3 separate regions of the Homo sapiens genome follow, and regions 1 and 2 are each linked to region 3. Evidence: chromatin loops called from intact Hi-C (ENCODE). Cell type or tissue: heart right ventricle. All regions are shown on one strand.

Region 1 (8,000 bases), 120 kb after region 3:
ATTTGCCATCTGCTTCCCTGCTGCTGCAATGGGAGGAATACGATCCTGCTCTACTCTGCCTGCCACTCACCACCCCAAGGGATTCCTTTCCCTGGAATACATACCTAGCCACAATCTTAAAATCCTAACCAAAGGTAGATGGGCGAGGGAAACATAGAGAATGAGGTCGGGCGCGGTGGCTCACGCCTGTAATCCCAGTGCTTTGGGAGGCCGAGGCGGGCGGATCACGAGGTCAGGAGATCGAGACCATTCTGGCTAACATGGTGAAACCCCATCTCTACCAAAAATACAAAAAATGAGCCGGGCGTGGTGGCAGGTGCCTGTAGTCCCAGCTACTCAGGAGGCTGAGGCAGGAGAATGGCGTGAACCCGGGAGGCGGAGCTTGCAGTGAGCCAAGATTGCGCCACTGCACTCCAGCCTGGGAAACAGTGCAAGACTCCGTCTCAAAAAAAAAAAAAAAAGAAAGAAACATAGAGAACAACGAATCAGGAATCAAAAGAGGAATCAATCAAGAGGAATCAGAGGAATCAGAAGCCTTCCCAGCACCCTCTCCTTGGAGAGAGGCAGGAAAATCTCTAGGGTCACATCTCCCCTTGGCTTCCCAACCAACACTGTATCCACACTTACTTTGGCAGCTTGAGAGAACTTGTCCTGCTCAGGCCGAGAATGTAGTTCATAAGTGACAAGGCTGCTATCTGGGGGGGTCCCAGTGGTTTTTCCCCCTGATCCCCCTTTGCTGTTCTTTGTTGCTTCCAGCTGCAGTAGTAGGCGCCTAGTTAGGAGACCGAGTAATAATATCATGACTGGAAGGAGAAGGGCCAGTCACTCTCCCTCACTTTTGCCTCATAATCAGCATTAAGAAACATCTAAGCCACTTCTCTGCCACTTAGCACCCCTGTCAGTAGCTGGCTGAGTCCATCCACAACCCCAGTCAGCAATGATTTTTCAACAAAGTAGGGTACCCACTTAGCCAGGGCGCCATCGGGGTCGGTAAGGTTGATTGCAGCATCTGGTCCCAGCAGCTTCTCCAGGTGGGAAGCAACCAGCTGCTGCTTCAGGGCTGCCAGCTGTTTAGCCAGCAACACAGGGGTCAGCTTCTCCTCTGTGGCTGACTCCTTCACTGTCGTCTAGTATGAAAAAAGGTAGAAATCGGGGGATGGCAAGAATGAATCAAGAAGCAAAAAAATAGGTCAAGCCCTTTAAAGGTAGTTGTAGCTGGAGGTCACTGGGATGGTTTTCAGCATGACAGACTGCCCACCTGTATGTAGCACTGCATACAGATGGATGCATATTTGTAAACTCTGGAAACCTTAGCCCCTTTATCCAGGAGCTTAAGGAATCTTTCTTTCTTTCATTTTTTGAGATGGAGTCTCGCTCTGTCACCCAGGTTGGAGTGCAGTGGCATGATCTGGGCTCACTGCAACCTCCGCCTCCGAGTTCAAGCAATTCTCCTGCCTTAGCCTCCCGAGTAGCTGGGATTACAGGTATGCGCCACCACACCTGGCTAAGTTTTTGTATTTTTTTAGTACAGATGGGGTTTCATCATGTTGGCCTGGCTGGTCTTGAACTCCTGACCTCAGGTGATCCGCCTGCCTCGGCCTCCCAAAGTGGTAGGATTATAGGCGTGAGCCACCGCACCCAGCCAGGCAGGGAATCTTTCTCTTCTTGCTTGAGGTCTTCCTCTACTGTGTAAGTCACAGCAGAGAAGGGAGAAGAGAGTTTGTAGTTACCTTGATTTTTTCAACTTCAGTTGTCAGCTCTTGGACCTCATGCAGTAGGCGCTGGTACTTTTGCTGGGGTGTCTCCTTCACTCCCAGACCCTCTCCAAGCTAGAGAGCAGGCACAGAGGGTAATGTTATATGTCTCATTACAGGGAGCCTCAAGAATTCATCCACACCCTGGGCCTAAGTCATAAAGGTATCATATCCAATTGAGAATCCACAACACCCTAGTACCAAAGAACTGAGGACAGCTAGAGGGCTGGAGGCTCTCCAGAACAAACAGCAGTAGGGCAGAGTTTCCCTGGCTGCATCCTGCTGCTTCCTCAGGAACAGAGGAGGAACAGAATCCCGCCTGTATCCCTTGATCTCCCTACTACATGTCTGCTAGATAGGGTCACTACACCATTCCCATCAACACACACACACACACAACAAACCATCTCATATTCTCCAGATTCATATCCTGTCCTCTTGGTTTTTCCAATACGATCTGAGAAATCTGCCAAGAAAAGAAGATGGAACTGAGGGCCTGATCTAGGCCCAAGGCAGTCATGGTCTCAGGTGACTGTGAGGGCTTCCATAAAATATCTCCATGAGGGACCCCTTCCCCCAAGCACAACTCACTAAGACTTTAGGACAGGAAACCACTTCTCATGCTTATCCTCCAGTCTTCCCCCCACCCAGCTTCCAGCCCAGTCTCACCAAGTCCCTTTGTCCCCACTCTCTTGTCCTTGAACTTGTCATAGGCAGCATTAGGATTGACAATGATGTGTTCCACACTTGTGCTTGTCAGCTCCTCCTGCAAGAACAGGTAGTTTAGGCCAGGGACACACTCATTCCCACTCTAGAACTTACTCTACCCCACAAAATCCCCAAACCATTAGGTGACTGGGCCCTACTTGTCCAAGGGGAAAGAAGGGTGGCTCTATTCCAAGGCGCCTACCCAGGCTTAACCTAGGAAACTGAAGCTTCCTGGTAAATTTGGAGCCTCAGTTGTATAAATATTAACACCCTCATTCAACTGGGAGCAGAGGGAGCATAACCTCCCCACCCTCTCTGTACATAAGCCTTCCCATCCCCCCATGCTACCCCTCCCAGTTGTCTGGCACACGCCATGCACTCAAGGCAAGAAACCAACCTGACCTCTTTTAACCTCCCCCTCCCAAAAGTAAATCTTGCCCGCTGAGCAAGTCCATTTTAATGCTAACCTCCCATCCTTGCTAGAAGGAAAGAGGAGGGAAGGCAGATAATCAGGCCACTAACACTGAGTGTGAATATTAGGACTTTAAACCTGTTGAAGGTAAGACACAAGCTCTTAGTACAAAAAGAAGGCCGACAGAGGGCCTGACCAGAAGCCTGATTTCCAGGCTGCCATGAGGCCAGCGAACTCAGGGACAGGGAGAAGGGGCAAGGGCTTACTGGATTATCTTTATGGGACATCTTAGAAGCAACAAACATAGGCAATATCTGCTTGCCAAGAGTATCCATGGGCAAGAGCCACATGTAAGCTCTGAAATGGAGATAAACCAGCATCTCTTCAGAGACGCTGCAGCACCTGATTTTTCTCCCTGACTCCTCTGCTATGCTTTAAGCACTGAAGCTCTTCCAAAAACAGGGGACACAAGTAGGCGGTGAAAGAGACTTCACCCTAGAAACTGAAGCAGAGAGGTTCCCTCCTTACTAGATATCTACATGCTGTTCAGATTCCAGTGACAACACCAAGACTGCACCAAGCACTCCTGACTGCATGTCCCTTTTTCAATTGTCAGAAGCCTGACAGCTCCCAACAGAGTACTGATGGAAGTAGGAGGGAGACCCAGGAGTCCTTTTCTGTTGGGGATGACATCTCTACCTTCTATGGGAGGAAGGCAAAATGAGCCTTCCTTCTTTCACCTAGAACAATGGTTCTCACCCCAGGCTGCATGTTAGAATCACTTATAATTTTTTTTTTTTTTTAAATAGACAGCCGGGCAATGGTGGCTCAAGCCTGTCTGTAGTCCCAGCACTTTGGGAGGATCCTAATTCCAAGTGATCCACCCGCCTCGGCCTCCCAAAGTTCGGCCAAGGCGGGTGGATCTCAGGAGTTCAAGACCAGCCTGGGCAACATAGGGAAACCCCAACTCTACAAAAAATATAAAATAGCTGGGTATTGTGGCACGTGCCTGTGGTCCCAGCTACTCAGGAGGCTGAGGTGGAAGGGTCACTTGAGCCTGGCAGGTGGAGGATGCAGTGAGCAGAGATCATGCCACTGCACTCCAGCCTGGGCAACAGAGTGAGACCCTGTCTCAAAAAAAGAAAAAGAGAGAGAGAGAAAAGAAAAAAAAAAAAAAAAAAAGGCCTGGGCCCACTTCTAGAGATTCTAATGAATTATTCTGGGGTAGGGCCAGATATCCAGGTGATTCTAACCTACAGCCAGGACTGAGAATCTCTGCCTGTGTGTAGGTATGTGGGGAGAGGGTGTGAGGGGGACATGGTGGGACATCATTGAGAAAGAAAAGCAGATAGAAGGAAGCTCCTTCCTTCATCTCTGCTCTGCTATTAGAGCAGGAATCAGTGTGGGTGACAGCTTTAAAAATAAGGGAAGAAGGAAGGAAAGGACAAAGTATCAACTTTGATCTTTACCTCTTCCTCAGGGAATTACTGGGCAGAGGGGTAAGAGCTATAGATCAAGGGAAAACAAAAGGACTCAATGTCCCATATGCAAGTGCCCGGGGGGAGAGACATTTGAGTCCCAAATGATTATCTCTTTAACCTGTTCTGAAATGTTACGGCCAGAACACCCACCCATCTAATAGCTGTGTGATCTCTGGCCTCTTATCAACTGGGAAGGGCTCAGGCTAAGGATAGACAACCATCTTCTCTGAAGTTCATACTCAGGAATATGCCACTTCTCCCTGTGAAAGCCCCAATCCAGGCCAATCCCACCCATCCTCTTTTGTTTAATCCTCTTAAAAAAGAGGAATGGGAGGCATAACCTACAGACCCAGGAAAAAAATTAATCATAGCTACCATTTGTTAAGCCCTTATTATGGGCGGGCACTATGCAGATGGAACCTACTTTCTTATTTACGTTCCTAAGTAGGGAAAGCGGGGAGTAGAAGAGGGTCAACACATAGACGGTGAGTCTCAGAGGTTCTGGACAGTCACAGGGACAGAGAGCATTTTCATTCCTGCTGTGGGAGAGTGTCCTGGGCCAGTTGGGCTACCTGGCGCTGGCATCCTCTGGAGCCTCTCCAAGGCTGTGGCCCGGGAGCACACTCTAGTCCTCCAGTAGCACCTACTCCAGCAGTGTCTTGAAGATCTGGGGCATGAGTTGGGGGCAGTATAATTACAGTGACTTGTGAGATAGGAAAAGGCTGGGTGTGGGACTGAATAGATGAATGAAAGATTTAGTAGAGTCTAAAGGACAGAGAAACAACTGCTCATCATAGCACACCCCGTTAAAAAGCAGATGAAAGGTCAGGCTTCTTACCAGCTCCTTGTGGTTTCCCCAGAGGTGAGAAAATCAAAAGAGTTAAAAGGAAAGGGAGTGGGGGAATGGGGATGAGGGAGGGAAAAAAAAGACAAAATTGTTATTAGCAAATTGTCACATGCACTACATGACAGTCTTCCAACACACTGCACCACAGGGCCCCAGGGGAGCCTAGCGAAATTTAGGGGCCAAGAAATTTCAGCTGGGGTCACCATATACCCCAAGAGAAAGAAGAGCATGAGACCCTTTTCCCTCTGGTGGTGAGGATGTCATGAAGCTTTGCCATTAACAGCAGCAGTTTAGGATCATCTGAAAACTAGGAGTTAGATGTTACCAGCCAGTGGCATGGAATAAGAAACTGGGGAGAGAAGGCTGAGGTGGTGGGGAAGCTATTAGAAATGGTAGAAGATGAAGCAGAAGTTAGAAATTCTTAGACTTGTAGCTGATAGAGGGTCAATAATTCTCAGGAGAGGAGTTCCCCTTCTTAGTTCATGGCCCTTGTCTTCCTATCTCTTAGTTTCTCTAGCTGTGAAAAATTAGACATTTGGATGGCAGAATCAGTCACAATGAGAGTGATCAGGTAGGAAGTCTGATATGACTTTAGGTGAGACAAAACAAAATATGTCAGGTACAGATGGTGAGTTAAAGGAATGATGAAGTACCTAAGTATAGCCCCGTTCTCATTTCCTCCTGCAAGGGAAGAGGCAGAGCTGCTCCTGGTCCCTTGTGCAGCCTGGCATGTTTGCCTCCACCTTGAGTGGCTGGTAACTCACCCTGCAGCTCCGAAGGATCTAGAGCAATTCTGCCATGATGTACTTACACAGAGGGTCCAGGGGACATCAAGATTCACAGGTACTAGCACATGTGCAGAACATGTTTCTTCAACCCTCTGTTCACAAGATTCACAGGGGTTGGAGGGTAAACAAAGGGGAAGGGTGAGAGTATTTCCAAGAGGCCTTATTTGAGTCTGGGCCACATAGATAAGGCTCCCACTTCCGGGCAAGGCTGGTTTAGAACTGCCAGAAGGGGATATCCAGTGGTATGTCCTGCCTTTCTAGGAGCTCTGCTGATGGGCAGATGGTTGAGGATGGTTGTATGCATATGAAAAACCATGGTGGGATTAAAAACAAGTGCTTCCTTTCACCAAGATTTCATCCAGATACCTCTTAATCACAACCTCTCTGTTCCCTAGACGATGCTAGGGTCCCAGCCAAGATTCCTCTTTCCACCAGGCACGGTGTCTCACATCTGTAATCCCAGCACTTTGGGAGGGCGAGGTGGGTGGATCACTTGAGGTCAGGAGTTCGAGACCAGCCTGGCCACCATGGTGAAACCCCATCTCTACTAAAAATACAAAATTAGCCAGGCATGGTGGTGGACGCCTGTAATCCCAGCTACTCGGGAGGCTGAGGCAGGAGAATCATTTGAACCCGGGAGGTGGAGGTTGCAGTTGAACCCGGCAGGCGGAGGTTGCAGTGAGCTGAGATCATGCCACTGCACTCCAGCCTGGGTGACAGAGTGAGACTGTCTCAAAAAAAAAAAAAAAATTCCTCTTTCAGCTCAGGGTAGAGGTGGCTCCAGATCCTGTGGTCGAGGCTGGGATGTCTCTGCATAGAGTGGGTGTAAGCACCCATAAGTGCAAACATGCAAACACAAAGGAGAAGTACACACACTATACCTTTCTCTGATTTGTCCCACCAAGCTAAAACCAGCTTGGGAGAAACTCAAGGAGAGAAAGAAGACAATGGGCCATAAGCTCAATTTCAAACCATGCGGATTGGGCAGAATAGGGAGGACAGAAAATCAAATAAAAGGAAAAGTGGTATATTAGTTTGCAGATAGTATATACCACCTCCAGGTCTGTCCTATGGGTGGGTTGAAGGTTGATGAGATTTTAGGCATGATTCCTGCATAACCTGGAGTAGTACTAGTCACCTTGATTGGAAGATTTCAAGTGCCCTGGCCCCGGGTGCCAGCTTACCTAGTACGTGACTCCCAGTCTCTTTCACTAAGGGACTCCCAGACCCCCCAGGGCTGTTTGGCTAAGTGGCTGTGCCTCAGAGGGCAAGATCTGAGGTTCTAAATCAGACAGGGAAAGTGGCCACTGTTACTCTCTGAGCCTATTCAGGCTGTACGCCAACACTGCAGCCAGGGTACTTCAAAACCATGATGACAAGGAAGATGGACAGAGCTGTAGAGTAAAACTGTCCGGGATGGATCAATATATTGCTGACCATCCATCCATTTCAAAAGGAGGGGTGCAGAAACAGAAAGACTCACAAAAGCACAAATAATCCAAGTTATCTTACAATTGCATATAAACCTCCTTCTCATCCCATTTACATTTCTCTAAAGACCTAGCATAGGGGAATATTAAAATGAGTTTTTCCCAGAGATAATCCACATACAGCCAAGAACTGAGGACTGTGGCTGTCATCCCTTTTGTTTTCTATCCTTGTCTAGAATAGCTAAAAGTCATTCCATAAAAAAATCTTCATTTGATCTTAGTCTGAGGAGGAGAAAGGAAACTGCCTTCTAACTCCAGCCCCTAAATGCCTCATGTTCAAAAACATTTAAAGCCTCCATGCTTCTATCCCATCCTCCACTGGACAGTTTTACTCTGCAGACCTCACAAGGGGAAGAGACAATGATTCATGGATCATAGCTGTTTCTAACCCTTGATTAATGATCTTTAAACATAAGGCCAGCAGGCCCCTCAGTGACCCAGCCAGGGACTCACTGGAATTTAAAACGATTAGCTACAACAATAGCACAGTGGCAGAGCATTGCATGCGAGATGGCAGATG
Region 2 (8,000 bases), 77 kb before region 3:
GACAGAATTTCAGAAATTCCTAAACCTGAGAAAATCTTTTCTGGAATGCTATTTCAAATTTCCCAAGAATTCTCTTTCTCTCTTTTTGTTGTTGTTGTTGTTGTTGTTGTTGTTTTGAGACAGGGTCTCGCTCTGTTGCCCAGGTTGGATGGAGTATAGTGGTGCTATCTCAGCTCACTGTGGCCCCAATCTCATGGGCTCAAGTGACCTCCTGCCTCAGCCTTCCAATTAGCTGAGCCTACAGGGCCATACACTTGGCTGAATTTTTTTTGTTCTTTTGTAGAGTCTGGATCTCCCTATCTTGCCTAGGCTGGTTTCGAACTCGGGCTCAAGGGATCTGCCTATCTTGGCCTCCCAAAGTGCTGGGATTGCAGGTATGAGCCACCGTGCCCAGCCCAAATTTCCCAAGAATTCTTAAGGCAACAACTCAGAAAATGGGGTAGAAGCAACTTTCAGTGGGAGTCATAAATTGTATTAAAGCATTTTTTTAAGTCACTGCAAAGAAAGTCACTAGTAGGCCTATCTGCACGTTAAATTTCCTCTATACCATCAGCAAAAACAAAAAACAAACAAAAAAACCCGAAACATTGCACTCTAGTTCTATAACCTTGTGTATGTGTGTAAAGATCTTGGGTTAGCAGATATAGAAAGAGAGCATATTTATTAATCTCAGAAGGACAAGAAGGTGCATGAAGAGGGTATCTTCTCAGAGATGTTACCTCCCAATATGAAAGCCCCAGACTCGAATCATAGGAAGCTATCTTTCTCAACTAATAATAGCAGCAGCTATCATTTACTGTATTCCAAACACTATGTCCAGGTTATACAGGTCATCACAATTATTTGAATTTAACAAATGCTAAAAATTTTCATCTGTCAGATATGAACACTAGAAATTTTTATATTTTTTAATTTTTATGATTAGAAAAGTACTGCAGGTTTCTTTATACTTAGAAAAAACACGCATGGCCGGGTGCAGTGGCTCACGCCTGTAATCTCAGCTCTTTGTGAGGCTGAGATGGGCGGATCACCTGAGGTCAGGAGTTCAAGACCAGCCTGACCAACATGGAGAAACCCTGTCTCTACTAAAAATACAAAATTATCCGGGCATGGTGGCGCATGCCTGTACTCCCAGCTACTCAGAAGGCTGAGGCAGGAGAATTGCTTGAACCCGGGAGGCAGAGGTTGCGGTGAGCCAAGATCGCACCATTGCACTCCAGTCTGGGCAACAAGAGCAAAGCTCCATCTCAAAAACAAAAACAAAAACAAAAACAACACGCACAATTATAGAGAAGAAAACAAACAAACAAAAATACCCATGATCAACAACTCAGAGATAACTGCTATTAACAACATGATGTTTTGAGATATCTCTTTCTAAACTTTGTTTCCATATTAGTACAGAATTTGTATCCATATTGGTTGGATATGTTCAAGTGATCCTCCTGCCTCAGCCTCCCGAGTAACTGGGACTACAGGCGTGAGCCACCACGCCCAGCTAATTTATTTGCATTTTTGGTAGAGACGAGGTTTCACCATATAGCCCAGGCTGGTCTCGAACCCCAGACCTCAAGTGATCCACCCACCCTGGCCTCCCAAAGTAACATGCTGGGCTTACAAGTGTGAGCCACAATGCCTGGTCCTGATGTTCATTTTAAAAACTCAATCTCGTACATGGCTTGAAAATCTCTTATGGCTTCCTCAAAAATTACATGTGATCTGAAGACACAAATAGTACATCCCCCTGCCATTTTTTTTTTTTCAAAGGGAGAGAGAGAGAGAGAGATAGGGTCTCATTCTGCCACCTGGGCTGGACTCTATTTCTAAATATTAATAATAATGGCTAATGCTAAGTCTTTAAATGACCAGGAACTGTCTTAAAAGATTTATTATGTATATATTAACTCTTTTAATCCTCAAAACAACCCTAGGAAGTGGGTACTAATTATTGTCTTCGTTTTACAAATGTGTGTGCATGTGTGTGTCTTTTTAAAAGGCAGAGTCTTGCTCCGTTGCCCAGGCTGGAGTGCAGAGGTGTGATCTCGGTTCACTGCAACCTCTGCCCAGTAGCTGGGATTACAGGTGTTCGCCACCATACCCGGCTAAATTTTTTTGTAGTTTTAGTAGAGACTGGGTTTCACCATGTTGGCCAGGCTGGTCTCAAACTCCTGACCTCAAGTGATCCATCCGCCTCAGCCTCCCAAGGTGCTGGGATTACAGGTGTAAGCCACTACGTCTGACCCATTTTACAAATGGAGACGTTAAATAATTTGGCCAAGGTCACAGAGCAGCAATTGGCAAAGCTGGGATTTGAATTCCAGGGGGCAAGCATTCAACCAGTAAGTTTTTTCTAAAGAGAAGCTCTTGGCAGATGTGGTGGCTCATGACTGTAATTCCAGCACTTTGGGAGGCCGGTGGGTGGATCACGAGGTCAGAAGTTCAAGACCAACCTGGCCAACATGGTGAAACCCCATCTGTACTAAAAATACAAAAATTAGCTGGATGTGGTGGCATGCACCTGTAATGCCAGCTACTTGGGAGGCTGAGGCAGGAGAACTGCTTGAACCCGGGAGGTGGAAGTTGCAGTGAGCCAAGATCATGCCACTGCAGTCCAGCCTGGGTGACAGAGAAAGACTCCATCTAAAAAAAAAAAAAAGAGAGAGAGAGAAGGAGAAGCTGTTAACAGTGAGAGCTGTTAAGGGAGTGGGCTAGGAGAGGAAGATATCAGAGAGAAGAGAATTAAGTAGGTATAGTAACTTTTAGGCACAGTAGTGTCCTTCCAACATATATATCACATTTTTAATTATCCCAAACGGGGTGATGCTAAAAACAACCATTTATAAAAGTTGTTCTTGATCTTTCCTTCTTCCAAAAACAAAAAACAAAAAAAGTAGGGAGAAAAGGGGATAAAAAGAAACAGAAATCTTACTTCTCTAACATCTTTCAATAGCTTTTCTTTTTCCTTGACCTCTTCCAAAACCTTGATGGTTAGAAAATAAAAGATTTCAAAAGAAGGCACTCCCAGTTGAAATAAAAAGAACTTTTGGCAATTTTTCCCTTGGTAATGACAAACATTTAAGAAAGACTTTAGGTCTATCTTATCTACCCTCAAATGAAAGGAAAACCAAGTAAACAAAACCGTCATCTTTTAATTTCACAGCAGTTTTCTTCCCCCTCAAAGGCTATTCCTGTCCTAGTTGCAGACAGGGAACTGCTCCCAGTGACGTCAGAGCAGTCTCCCAGCAACGATTAATGAGGGTTGTCCACCACAGGGGTTTCCTGAAAAGCTAGCAAGAAATTATCCACAAATTTGCTGCAATATCAAGATGCAAGGATGTGGTGGAATTTCCCTTAACCCTTATAGCTCCTGTCTCTGGCAAACATCTAAATAGGTTATTCTTCTAGAATTCTCTCCATTTGCCCTAGGATTATCTTCCTTTTTCTCCTCCTACCACACCCCACCCCCCAAAAATAGATTGTGTTGGTCTGAAACATTTATGGCTGTAATAAATATTAATATAATTGAACTATCATAGAAAAATAAGAATACCTAATGTAAGCTGAGAAGCAGACATTATTACTCTTTTCACTTCACACAAAGAATTCAGAGTAAATGAAAGCACAGAACAGAAGAGAAAATAAAGACAGAAAATAAACCAGCATATTTTTAAAGGTACTTTTCCACATATGTTACCTAAACACACATTGACAGATAGGTAAACCCTTAATTTTCCTAGGCTCTAGTTTACTGAGTTTTTCAAACTGACCTCTGCAGCCCTCTAGAAATCAGCGGTATTAAAATGGAATTGCATGAAAAGCGACTGGAAGCCCAGATACTCAATCCAAAAAAAAAAAAAATGGGTTGGGCTGTTATGCTCACACCTAAGAGTATATATAACAATTTCTTCCTAAAGCTTCGCTTTAGCTACATACATCAAAATTAGAATTTTGTTCTAAACTACAATGTCAAGGAATTTTACATAACTACCTATTTTTTAGGTCTGAGAAACAGTGTACAAACTGTCTGTGCAAATAAGGCAGAAAAATTCCAAATCCAAAACTCAACCAAAATTATTCATGGATCCTGGTTCCAGAAACCTGCTCATGAGTTCTTTATCTTTCCTTATTTAGAAAACGTAATTAGGTAAAATTAACAGCAGGACATATAGGGTTAATTCAGGCACCCTGCTTCAGCAATTCTGACTTCGGTCTGACCCTATTTTAAAAGGAAACAAACAAAATTATAGCACCTTTAAAACATCCCACTTTGGCTTCAGCTCTATTCAATGGCACCCAGTTACCAACATCAAGTCACAGAAGGAAGAACGCACCGCTTCAGATGGATTTTTCTTCTTCCTTCTCTCCGTCCCCTCCCTCTCAGAAGAAAAAGACTGCAAACAAAATCACTACGTCACTGGAGGTAGAGGGAATCCCATCTCTGCACTCTTTAGAAGCCAAGGCCAGCAAATAAAAACAAGCCAATTATAAGAAAAAGTAATACAAAATAAGAATAAATAAACCCAGAAGAAATCCATGTGACAATCTCAACACATCAAAAGGCATTTTTTAGTAAAAAGGTTTTAACAAATGCCTCCTAGGATGTTCATAATCAAAAAATCTCCCCAGACATAGCAAAGGCTTATCACATTTAAAGACTAGGGGATAGTTACGTAAAGATATAGGACAGACAGGCACATTCACCAGCCAGGTGCGGATAGCTGGGTAATGACACAGTGAAGGATATTTATAGGGGAATCCCTGCTTCCTGCAATGTGCGTCAACAGCATCACCAAAGAGAACAGAAATCACCACTGTTCTCATAAGCTGCATCTGAATGAAGCATTGCTTGAAATAGTCATGGAAGAGGTAAAATCTGAATAGTGTAAAAGTTCTAGCAAACCTAATTTTTATAATATTTTAAAGATAAAAAACAGCAAATGAAAATGCCTAAAACACCTTCACAAAACTTAGCACTTCAAAATTCTCTAATTTCCCTAGTGTGTACTATACAGTTAAATCAGCCAAGATAGAAAAATATCTTTATAGCTTCTTTCTACCCAGTCTGTGGAGTTCAAGGACTTTTATATAAAAAAAGAAAATTATCCAAAACTCACCCCAGATGGATCTGTACTTACACCAACAGCGAGCTCACATTATTAATGGAGACTTCATTGTAAAGATCTGTTCTGCCGGAATTTTGCCGGAAGAAATTCCTTCTGGGAAACCTGTGCCTCTTCCCCCACCCACAGCCCTCTCCCGCCCCCTTCACCCTTGAATGAAATGATACTGATCCTTGCTGCTGGAGCTCCAGCTAACTAACTGCTCTGACAAGCAGCTCTGAAGCCGACCATGGCCCAGCTGTTCAGAGAGATATCATCCAGAGCTCTGCCAACAGTCACACTGGCACATACACTCACAGACACAGACACAGGCACACACAGACACACACACACACACACACAGAGGCTGTAAGAGCACCCCCTCCCACCTCCTCTTCTCGCTCTCATTCAAGTACTTCAGTGGCACGCCTGCCTCCACACTGCTCTGAGGATAGCTTTTAAAGACACAGCAGCAGCTCCTTTCTGCTACATATGTCGAAATACCAAAATAGTCTCTTTAGTGAATAACAAGTTGGAAATATGTATTGAATTAAAAGCTCACCTTTAAATTTACCTTACCTTTTTCTCACCTGCAAAATAACTGAGGTCAGGGATATGATCTTTGCCTAAAAGCTACTGGGCTGGACTTTAGAAATGTAAAATTAAGACCAAACCTTGTTATAGAGAATTTTCTTGCCAGCGAGCTATATTTAGTAAAATTGTTTTTCATTTTGGGGCAGAAGGCAGACAGCACAGGATACCAGTAGCTATCTATTCCTCTTCCTATTATTTGCCCCCAAAGGAAGGGAAAAATACTTTGGCTATAAAATGAGGGAATAAGGAAACCATGAAGGCATCTTACTGACAGAACTGATGAAAAAGGATGGTAATGGAGAGTGTAAGTACAGGGATGACAATAAGTAGATTAAAATAAAGAAATTGGTACAAAGGAGACCAGGAAAGAAAAGTAATTATTTGAGAAAGTATACATGGCTCTGGAACGGCAAGCTTAGATATGACCCTCGGGTCTTAATTTTTTTTTTTTTTTTTTTTTGAGACGGAGTTTCACTCTTGTTGCCCAAGCTAGAGTCCAATGGCGCGATCTTGGCTCACCACAACCTCCGCCTCCCGGTTCAAGCGGTTCTCCTGCATCAGCCTCCCGAGTAGCTAGGATTACAGACATGCGCCACCAGGCCCAGCTAATTTTGTATTTTTAGTAGAGACAGGGTTTCTCCAGGCTGGTCAGGCTGGTCTCGAACTCCCGACCTCAGGTGATCTGCCTGCCTTGGCCTCCCAAAATGCTGGGATTACAGACGTGAGCCACCGAGCCTAGCCTCGGATCTTAATTTTTAAGAGCCCAAGGAAGGATAGTAATAATCTCTATTGCTCAGGAAGTAATGAACATTACAGGCAGTGCATGATCTGCAACAGCAAAAAATAATGTATAGCTATGGTCAAGGCATCCTGATGAAAACAATAAAACCTGTCACAAAAACACATCTATTTATTCATTCAGACAAATACTTGTCTGGTTGGGTTATTACTATGGACAGGAACTAAGATAAGCTCTAGGAATAAGAGATAGACTCATGAAGGGTCTTACAAAAGGTTAAAAAAAAAAAAAAAAAAAAAACAGGTTCTGGCTTTTACTCTGAGTGAGATGAGAAGCCTTAGGGGGTTGGAAGGCTGATCCCGCAGGGCCAAATCGACCACTGAAAGCAATCTAACTTTTACACTTCATGAGATGACAGGCCATTTGTGGTTTTTAAGCAGATGAATGACATGTTTTTGACCTTTATTTATTTCTTTGTTGCCCTGAAATTTTTACTTGAGAAATTTCTAACATAAAAAGAATTTGCAAAACCAGCACAACAATCACCTAGATACATATACAAACTTACGTATACACATATGTGCATGCATATATGTGCATATAAATTTTTTTCAGGTCTATTTGACATGCTTTCATGATGACTCTTCACACCTAAAACAATTCAGTACGTATCTCCTAACGTTAAGGTCATTCTGAACTATAAGAATAGCCATCAGCCAAATCTCAGATGAGTGGGTAGGTGATATACATGCAAGGCAGATCTAAATAGCAATGCAAAGCCTTCAAAAACTGAACAGACTTTGGAATCATCACTCACGAAAAGCTGCACGGAACTTGAAGTTGAACACAACCAGGTTGAATGTCTGCTAAAATTAAAGTCAATATTCACCACAGGATTTAAAGAAGACCCTGACATTCATGACATAATATTCAAATTTTCCAGGATACAATCTAAAATTTCCCAGCATATGAAGAATCAAGATAATTTGAATTTGTATAAGAAAAGAGATGAACAGTCAAAACAAGAAGATGATGCAAATGTTGAAATTAACAACCTCACATGACAAAAATATTCCAACAAGGTAGGACAAACATTCTTGAAACTAATGAAAAGACAGAATGTCTCAGCAAAGAAACAGAGGATATAAAGAAGAATCAAATGAAAATTTTAGAACTGGAAAATATAACAACCAGAACATAAAAACTCACTTGATGAGTTCAACAGCAGAACAGAAATGACAGGGGAAAGAGTCAATGAATTTGAAGTCAGATCAACAGAGGTATCAAATGTGAACACTGAATTTCAACACTAAAGGAAAAAAACTTCTCCTGTTTTTTTGTTTTTTGTTTTTTTTTTGAGATGGAGTTTTGCTCTTGTTGCCCAGGTTGGAGTGCAATGGTGCAATCTCAGCTCACCGCAACCTCCACCTTTCCACCTTCCTGGTTCAAGCGATTCTCCTGCCTCAGCCTCCAGAGTAGCTGGGATTACAGGCATGCACCACCATGTCCGGCTAATTTTGTATTTTTAGTAGATACTGGGTTTCTCCATGTTGGTCAGGCTGGTATCA
Region 3 (8,000 bases):
CGAGACCAGCCTGGCCAACATGGTGAAACCCCATCTCTACTAAAAATACAATAATTAGTCTAGCTGGGCATGGTGATGCGCACCTGTCATCCTAGCTACTGGGAAGGCTGAGGCATGAGAACTGCTTGAACCTGGGAGGCAAAGTTGCAGTAAGCTGAGATCACATCACTGCACTCCAGCCTGGGCAAAGAGAAAGACTCCATTAAAAAAAAAAAAAAAAAAAAAAAACGAAAAAACCAAAAACAGAGAATTAAGAATGAGAAGCAGGCCGGGTGCGGTGTCTCACGCCTATAATCCCAGCACTTTGGGAGGCCGAGGCAGAGAGATCAGCTCAGCTGAGGTCAGGAGTTCGAGACCAGCCTGGCCAACATGGCAAAACCCCATCTCTACTAAAAATACAAAAATTAGCTGGGCATGGCAAGTGCCTTGAATCCCAGCTACTCGGGAGTCTGAGGCAGGAGAATCACTTGTACCCAGTAGGAGGAGGTTGCAGTGAGCCAACATCACACCACTGCACTCCAGCCTGGGTGACAAGAGCAAAACTTTGTCAAAAAAAAAAAAATACAAAAGAAAAGAATGAGAAGCAATTTCTCTTTATAGGAACCATTCCCCATTCAAGGAATCAGGATTCCTTAAAGAAACAATTGATTCTAGGTCTGGGGCAAGTAAAATACAAAGTGAGCGCAGAACCCCTTGTTGTGCCAGAGTGTAAGGAAGTGCTCAAAACATGACAGGGATGTCAAAAGGACAAAGCAGCCAGCTTGAAGGAGCTCCCTCAAGCCCCTTCGAATCAAATTTAAGACAATTTTTATATTTCTAATAATGAATATTATTGGTACTTTTAATACTAACAGTAATGGATTGTAACTTGTTGAATTTTTTTGAACTATCAAATCTATAGTTATCCTCAAAAACATAAGGGAGGAGAAAAGCTCTTCTCTTTAGAACAATACCAGCCGTAAATGCAGAGGGAATGAGAGAATGTGAAAATCAACATATTCAAAGCACCAGTGGTGCTCGCTTCCACAGCACATATACTAAAATTGGACTGATACAGAGAAGATTTAGCATGGCCCCTGACCAAGGATAACATGCAAATTAATGAAGCATTCTATTAAAAAAGGAAAAAAGAAACCACTAGTACAACAGCTTCAGACAAGGATCATCAATGGATGCTAATGTCACTGGGTAAAAGGTTGTGGAGGAAAAGAGACCCAAAATCTTAAAAGTATCATCCCACAGCTGTTTCTTAATTTTTACCAAAGGAAAAGGATCCAACATCACAAGGCCAGGGGTGGAAAAAAAAAAAAAAAGCAGAAAGATTCCTTTACAATGAAGAAATCTAGCAGATATCAATTTAACCAAGCAGACTTCAATTTAACCAAGCAGACATCAATTTAACCAAGTGATCAAAGTTAACATTATCAATAATGAGATAAAGTCACATTATGTGCACACAACATCACCTGGGTAGTATTCTTGCCAAGTATATTTGACTTGAATCTAATCATGACAAATTCAAATTGTACAACATTCTTCAAAACAATCGGCCTGGACACTTCAAAAATATTAATGACATGAAAAACAAAAAAAACAGAAGAGAACTGCTCTAGGTTAAAAGAGACTACAAACATACAACAATTAAATGCAACACATGTTCCTTGAAGGAATCCAGGATTGTGGGGGTAAGTTGTAAAGCATGTTGAGATAACTGAAGAAATTTAAATATGGACTGTTTATAATATTATTATATCACTGTAAAATATTTTGAATGTGATAGTGAACTTAATAATGGTATTGTGGAAAACACCACTGTTCTCAGGTGATACATGCTTAAGAAATTATGGAGTGAGGTATCCTGATGTCTGTAATTTATTTCCTAATACGTGAATAAAAATTCCTAATATACAGTAACACAAAAAACTGTGTGTGTACTATGTATGTAGGGAGGGAGCAAAGAGAGGAGAGGGAAAAAGTGAGAGGGAGAGAGGAAGAGAAAAAGAGGAAGGGAGAGAACAAACATACAAATGTGGCAAAATATTATCAATTGGTAAATACAGGTAAATGTCATACCAGTGTCCACTGTATCATTCCTCTACCTTTCCTATAGGTTTGAAATTCTTCTAAATAAAATGTTGGAGCCAAAAAGAACAAGAAGCAACATTAACCAAAATACTTGGCTGCCCAATAGAAACTTGCCCTGTCCTAAAAGGCAATTTGAGATGAGGGTTAAAAGCACAGACTTCAGGCCAGGCACAATGACTCACACCTGCAATCCTAACACTGGGAGGATGAGAAGGGCTGATTCAGCCCCAGGAGTTCAAGACCAGCCTGGGCAACAAGGTGAAACCCTGTCTCTACTAAAAATACAAAAAATTAGCCGGCAGTGGTGGCACATGCCTGTAGTCCCAGCTACTCGAGAGGATGAGGCAGGAAAATCACTTGAATCTGAGAGGCGGAGGTTGCAGTGAGCTGAGACTGCGCCACTGCACTCCAGCCTGGGCAACAGAGTGAGACTCTGTCCCCCCCGCCCCACAAAAAAAAGCCAGCTGGGCATGGTGACTCACACTTGTAATCCCAGCACTTTGGGAGGCCAAGGAGGGCAGGTCATGAGGTCAGGAGATCAAGACCAGCCTGGCCAACATGGTGAAACCCCATCTCTACTAAAAATACAAATTAGCCAGGCGTGGTGGCGGGCACCTGTAGTCCCAGCTACTCAGGAAGCTGAGGCAGGCTGAGACAAGAGAATTGCTTGAACCCAGGAGGCGGAGGTTGCAGTGAGCCGAGATCCCACCACTGCACTCCAGCCTGGGCGACAGAATGAGACTCTGTCTCAACAACAACAAAAACAAAAAAAGCCTAGGTAATCCCAGCACTTTGGGAGGCCAAGGTGGGTGGATCACCTTAGGTCAAGAGTTTGAGACCAGCCTGACCAACATGGTAAATCCCCATCTCTACTAAAAATACAAAATTAGGCCTGTAATCCCAGCTACTTGGGAGGCTGAGGCAGGAGAATCGATTGAGCCCAGGAACCGGATGTTGCAGTGAGTAGAAATCCCGCCACTGCACTCCAGCCTGGGCTACGGGGCAAAATTCCATTTCAAAAAAAAAAAAAAAAGAGAGAGACTTCCACATGAAACTGGGTTTATATCCTGGCCACATGATGATGGTCATATAATCTAACCTAACTTCCCTAAGCCTCACTGTGAAATGGGAATAATACAATACTATTCCATGAGGATTATTATTCTGAGGATTAAATGATCTAATATGTATAATTTGTTACTATACTCCCATGACATTATCACATTATTTGTTCTTTTTTTGTATGTCTTGGCAACTTACAGGTCACTGTCAAAATTTTTGCCAAATATATCCAAAATCAAAGAATTATAATGCATTCCATCCAAGGACCAATAACAGTCCTCCACTGGCACAAGTAAGTGAGAACTAACATTCTCTAAAGAATATAGCACGTGATGGGAAATGTAGCTTACCAGCTTATGTTTGCTCCTTCCTCAAAATATTACTGGGTTATCTGTCAGGAATGGGCATAGGCTACCTTGGTCCCAAAAATGTCAATCTTAACATTAAAATCCAATGCTATCAGGCCAGGAGTGTTCCTAAAATTCTGGTATTTCCTGGGGCTCGATGTCAACTCTCCTATCACTTTCTTAAGTTTGCCCTGAGTAACCCTGTTCCCTATCACAGATTAAACCTTCTTGTGGAGACTACTTCCAAATCTAAATACCCCTGCCTCTCTCTAGCACTCCAGATCCATTTAGACAACTAGCTGCTAGACATTTCCAAAAGTGAACTCTCTACCAACATTTCCTCTAATCCCAAACCTACCCTTTTCTTATCTCAGTAAGCAACACCACCCAGTTTGCCCAAGACACAAACCTGAGCGTCATCCATCCACAATTCCTCCCCTCTTCCCACATTTAAACAATCTCCAAATTCTGGAACCATCTCACATTCATCTGCTCTTTTCAGCTCTGATTCCTCTCCTCTATTCTCATTACTTCTGCGCAGAACATTTAGTTAACGGGGCAAGGCCTCCAGAGCTTTCTTTTGCCTTCAGCAGAGCAACTGGCAATATTCCCAACGGTGGTTGCGCAGGCTGCCGTTGGTCTTTGTCCTTGTACAACTAAAAGTCTTTAGCCTATCTTTGATGGACATGTAGTGACAGTGGAAAGGAAACTAATTGTTTCAAGCTACTGAGATATGGAGACTGTTTTTTACCCAGCATACTCTAGGCTACCCTGACTTTGATATCTTCTTTTTTTTTTTTTTTGTAAATGGAGTCTCTGTCGTCCAGGCTGGAGTACAGTGGTGCGATCTCAGCTCACCGCAACCTCTGTCTCCCCGGTTCAAGTGATTCTCCTGCCTCAGCCTCCCCAGTAGCTGGGATTACAGGCACCCACCACCACGCCCAGCTAATTTTTTGTGTGTATTTTTGGTAGAGATGGGGTTTCACCATATTGGCCATAGTGATCTCAAACTCTGACTTCAGGTGATCTGCCCGCCTTAACCTCCCAAAGTCCTGGGATAACAGGCATGAGTCACTGCACTCGGCCTCAGTATCTCTTATATAGACTACAATAGCCTCCTAACCAGTGTCACTCCCTCTACTCTAAATCCAGTATAAGTATTTCTTCAAATTGCTGCCAGTTTCCTTTGTAAAATACAAAATAATCATTTCATTTCTCTGATTAAAAATCTTCAGTTCACCTTTGTCTCATATGCCAAATTTCTTAATATAGCTTGTAAAGCCCACCATAAAATCAGGCCCTAAATATATCTTTCTCTTCAGTCATTCAAAATACTGCCCCATATATACCATCCATATTCTCCTTTCCTTTTTTTTTTTTTTTTTGATACGGATTCTTGCTCTGTCACCCAAGCTGGAGTACAGTGGAGTGATCTCGGCTCACTGCAACCTCCGCCTCCAGGGTTCAAGAGATTCTTGTGCCTCAGCCTCCCCAGCACCTACGATTACAGGCAAGTGCCACCATGCCTGGCTAATTTTTTGTATTTTTAGTTGAGACAGGGTTTTATCAGGTTGGCCAGGCTGGTCTTGAACTCCTGATCTCATGATCTGCCCGCCTCAGCCTCCCAAAGTGCTGAGATTACAGGCATGAGCCACTGTATCTGGCCATCTTTTTTTTTTTTTAGAGACAGGGTCTCACTCTGTTGACCAGCCTGGGGTACAGTGGTGCAATCATAGCTCACTGCAACCTCAAACTCCTGGGCTCAAGTGATCCTCCCACCTATCTCTCAAGTAGCTGGGATAAAAGGTGCATGCCACCACATCCAGCTAATTGCTTTAACTTCTGGTAGAGGTGGGTGTCTCACAATGTTGCCCAGATTGCTTTCAAACTCCTGACATGATGTAATTCTCCCGCCTTGACCTCCCAAGGCACTAGGATTACAGGTGTAAGCCACCGTGCCCAGCCTCATACCATATTCTTTAATACCTCTAGGTCTTTGCCCAGGCTATTGTATCTGCTTGAAATGCTCCCCCACCTTTACACTACCCCATGATATCTTTGCCTGCCTAGCCATACAAGTACCCTCAGCAGCTATCTCTCCCACTCTCTCAACAGCTATTCGAACTTGCCTCTCTTCTCAAGGCCCCTATTCAACCAACCTGCCTTACGCTAAGACATCAGCTCCCTGACCCAAAAAAATAAGTCTCCTACATCACAAGTAATATAAAGGTCATAAGGCAGAAACTCTCTCAAATTCCTTTGTTTAGATACCAAACATTTCTCCCCACCCCTTTCCTGACCTTTTCCTTCTCTTAATGAAGGGGATAATAATTCTACCCCTACTTTAGATTGCATCTTCTCTGCAGGCTCAAGAACTTCATTCTGTTATCATGGCTCTGTATTGTCTTGTTCATTCTCCTGTATATATAAATATGCTCGAGTTTGTCATCTTAAAAAACTCTTCCTTGCACATTCCCTCTAATTACTGTCCTCTCTCTCCATCTCTTTGCAGTCATCTTGAAAGACAAAGTTTGTTTTTTCTCTCCTCCCATTTATTCCTCAAAATGTTATCATCATTCTAATGACCCTGCTCTCACTGAAGACACCAATGACCTGACTGTCAAATCCAGTGAGTTATTTTCTGTCCTTATCCTACTTGGTCTTTCTACCACCTGTGATACTACTGCCTTCCTCCTCCTTGAAACTCCTCCTACTTCTCATTACACACACTTTACTGGTTTTCTTTTTTTTTTTTTTTTTTAATAGAGATGAGGTCTCATTATATTGCCCAGGCTGGTCTCAAATTCCTGGCCTCAAGTAATCCTCTCGCCTAGGCCCATAGTATTGGGATTACGGGCGTGAGCCACTGCGCCCAGGCTTTACTAGTTTTCCATCTATCTTTAGGCCTCCTCAGATTTCTTCTGGGGCTCCACTTCCACCAGTCACACCTTTAACTACCAGTGTTCTCTAAGTCCTCTCCTCAGCCTGCAGCTCTTCAGTCTCAACATGCCTCTTAGCTGACCCAAACCATCACTTCAACTACAACGTATATACTACTATACTGCTGACTCCCAAATCTCTCTCCAGTCCCAACTTCTCTGACTCTGGACTGGTATATCCAACTACCTAGCAGGCATTTCCATATGGTTCCACAGGTACCTCAAATTCAACCATTCAAAAACCAAACATCTCATCTTTTGTTCCCAAACGTGCATCTTCCTATATTCCCTAATTTATAAATGGAAGTCACTATCCACCTTAGCATGGAACCCAGAAAACTAGAAGTCATCCAAGAGCTCATCCTTCTCATTACCACTATTATCCTCTCTCTTGCTCTGTAGCTTTGTCAATCACGCATGTACACATCTCCATGTCTAACAGATTCTTTTTTTTTTTTTTTTTTCTGAGACAGAGTTTTGCTCTTGTTGCCCAGGCTGGTGTCTCGGCTCACAGCAACCTCCGCCTACTAGATTCAAGCAATTCTCCTGCCTCAGCCTCCCGAGTAGCTGGGATTACAGGCATGCACAACCACTCCCGGCTAATTTTGTATTTTTAGTAGAGATGGGTTTCTCCATGTTGGTCAAGCTGGTCTCCAACTCCCGACCTCAGGTGATCCGCCCACCTCAGCCTCCCAAAGTGCTGGGATTACAGGCGTAAGCGACCACACCCAGCTCTTTTTTTTTTTTTTTTTTTTTTAAAGACAGGGTCATCACTTCTCTGCCTTTTGGCTAAGATCAAGGGTAGTAAAAGACAGGGTCTCACTCTATTGCTCAGGCTGGAGTGCAATGTGGTGGGATTGTGGCTTACTGCAGCCTTGATTCCCAGGTTTAGGTAATCCTCCCACCTCAGCCTCCCAAATAGCTGGGACTATAGGTGTGTGCCACCAGGCCCAGCTAATTTTTCTTATATTTCTTTAGAGGCAGGTTCTCACTAAGTTGCCCCAGGCTAGTCTCGAACTGGGCTCAAGAGATCCTCCCACCTCAGCCTCCCAAAGTGCTGGATTATAGGTGTGAGACACTACACCCAGCCTATCTATTAAATATCTCATGGTGGCTCATGCCTGTAATCCCAGCACTCTGGGAGGCCAAGGGGGGCGGATCACCTAAGATCAGGAGTTCACGACCAACCTGACCAACATGGTGAAACCCATCTCTACTAAAAATACAAAAATTAGCCGGGTGTGGTGGCGTGCACCTGTAATCCCAGCTACTCAGGATGAGGCAGGAGAATCGCTTGAACCCGGGAGGCAGAGGTTGCAGTGAGCCGAAATGTGCCACTGCACTCCAGCCTGGGAGACAGAGGGAGACTCCGCCTAGCAAAAAAAAAAAAAAAAAAAAAAAAATTTTGAGTCCATCTATCCCTCTGCACTTGCATGACTACTTTAGACCCTATTTCTTATCTAGATTATTGTGATCCTCCCTAAACTGGACTCCCTAATTCCAGTCTATTTTCCAATCCAGTCTCCAAATTGCTATAAGAGATATTTTTAAAAAGTAAATCCTTCAG

The links. A loop is a pair of places that touch in the nucleus more often than their neighbours do. Peaks named below come from ENCODE experiments on the same cell type or tissue, not always from the same donor. Only the 100,000 strongest peaks of a DNase experiment are listed, where the experiment ranks them.
Region 1: it touches region 3 in a loop (6-fold over the local background); 1 of 110 quality-filtered maps calls a loop at or near these places.
Region 2: it touches region 3 in a loop (1.8-fold over the local background); 1 of 110 quality-filtered maps calls a loop at or near these places.

What each region holds. Positions count from the first base shown.
Region 1 is chr12:57,533,326-57,541,325 of GRCh38, forward strand. It overlaps DCTN2 (dynactin subunit 2), which reads right to left. Exons shown (of 14, transcript NM_001261413.2): 3 at 2,424-2,520; 4 at 2,159-2,220; 5 at 1,731-1,829; 6 at 967-1,127; 7 at 628-772. Among named protein-coding and RNA genes, the nearest start is that of DCTN2, 9.9 kb to the right of the region's middle. In heart right ventricle, no CTCF peak of the experiment used is centred here; no DNase peak of the experiment used is centred here.
Region 2 is chr12:57,337,055-57,345,054 of GRCh38, forward strand. The region is part of intron 2 of R3HDM2 (R3H domain containing 2); the gene reads right to left. Among named protein-coding and RNA genes, the nearest start is that of STAC3, 90 kb to the left of the region's middle. In heart right ventricle, no CTCF peak of the experiment used is centred here; DNase peaks (open chromatin) are centred at 3,227 and 5,425; H3K27ac peaks cover 3,381 bases.
Region 3 is chr12:57,414,283-57,422,282 of GRCh38, forward strand. All of the region lies in intron 1 of R3HDM2 (R3H domain containing 2), which reads right to left. It also overlaps the pseudogene RNU6-879P. Among named protein-coding and RNA genes, the nearest start is that of R3HDM2, 13 kb to the right of the region's middle. RefSeq lists a silencer at 6,050-6,250. In heart right ventricle, no CTCF peak of the experiment used is centred here; a DNase peak (open chromatin) is centred at 4,110; H3K27ac peaks cover 1,229 bases.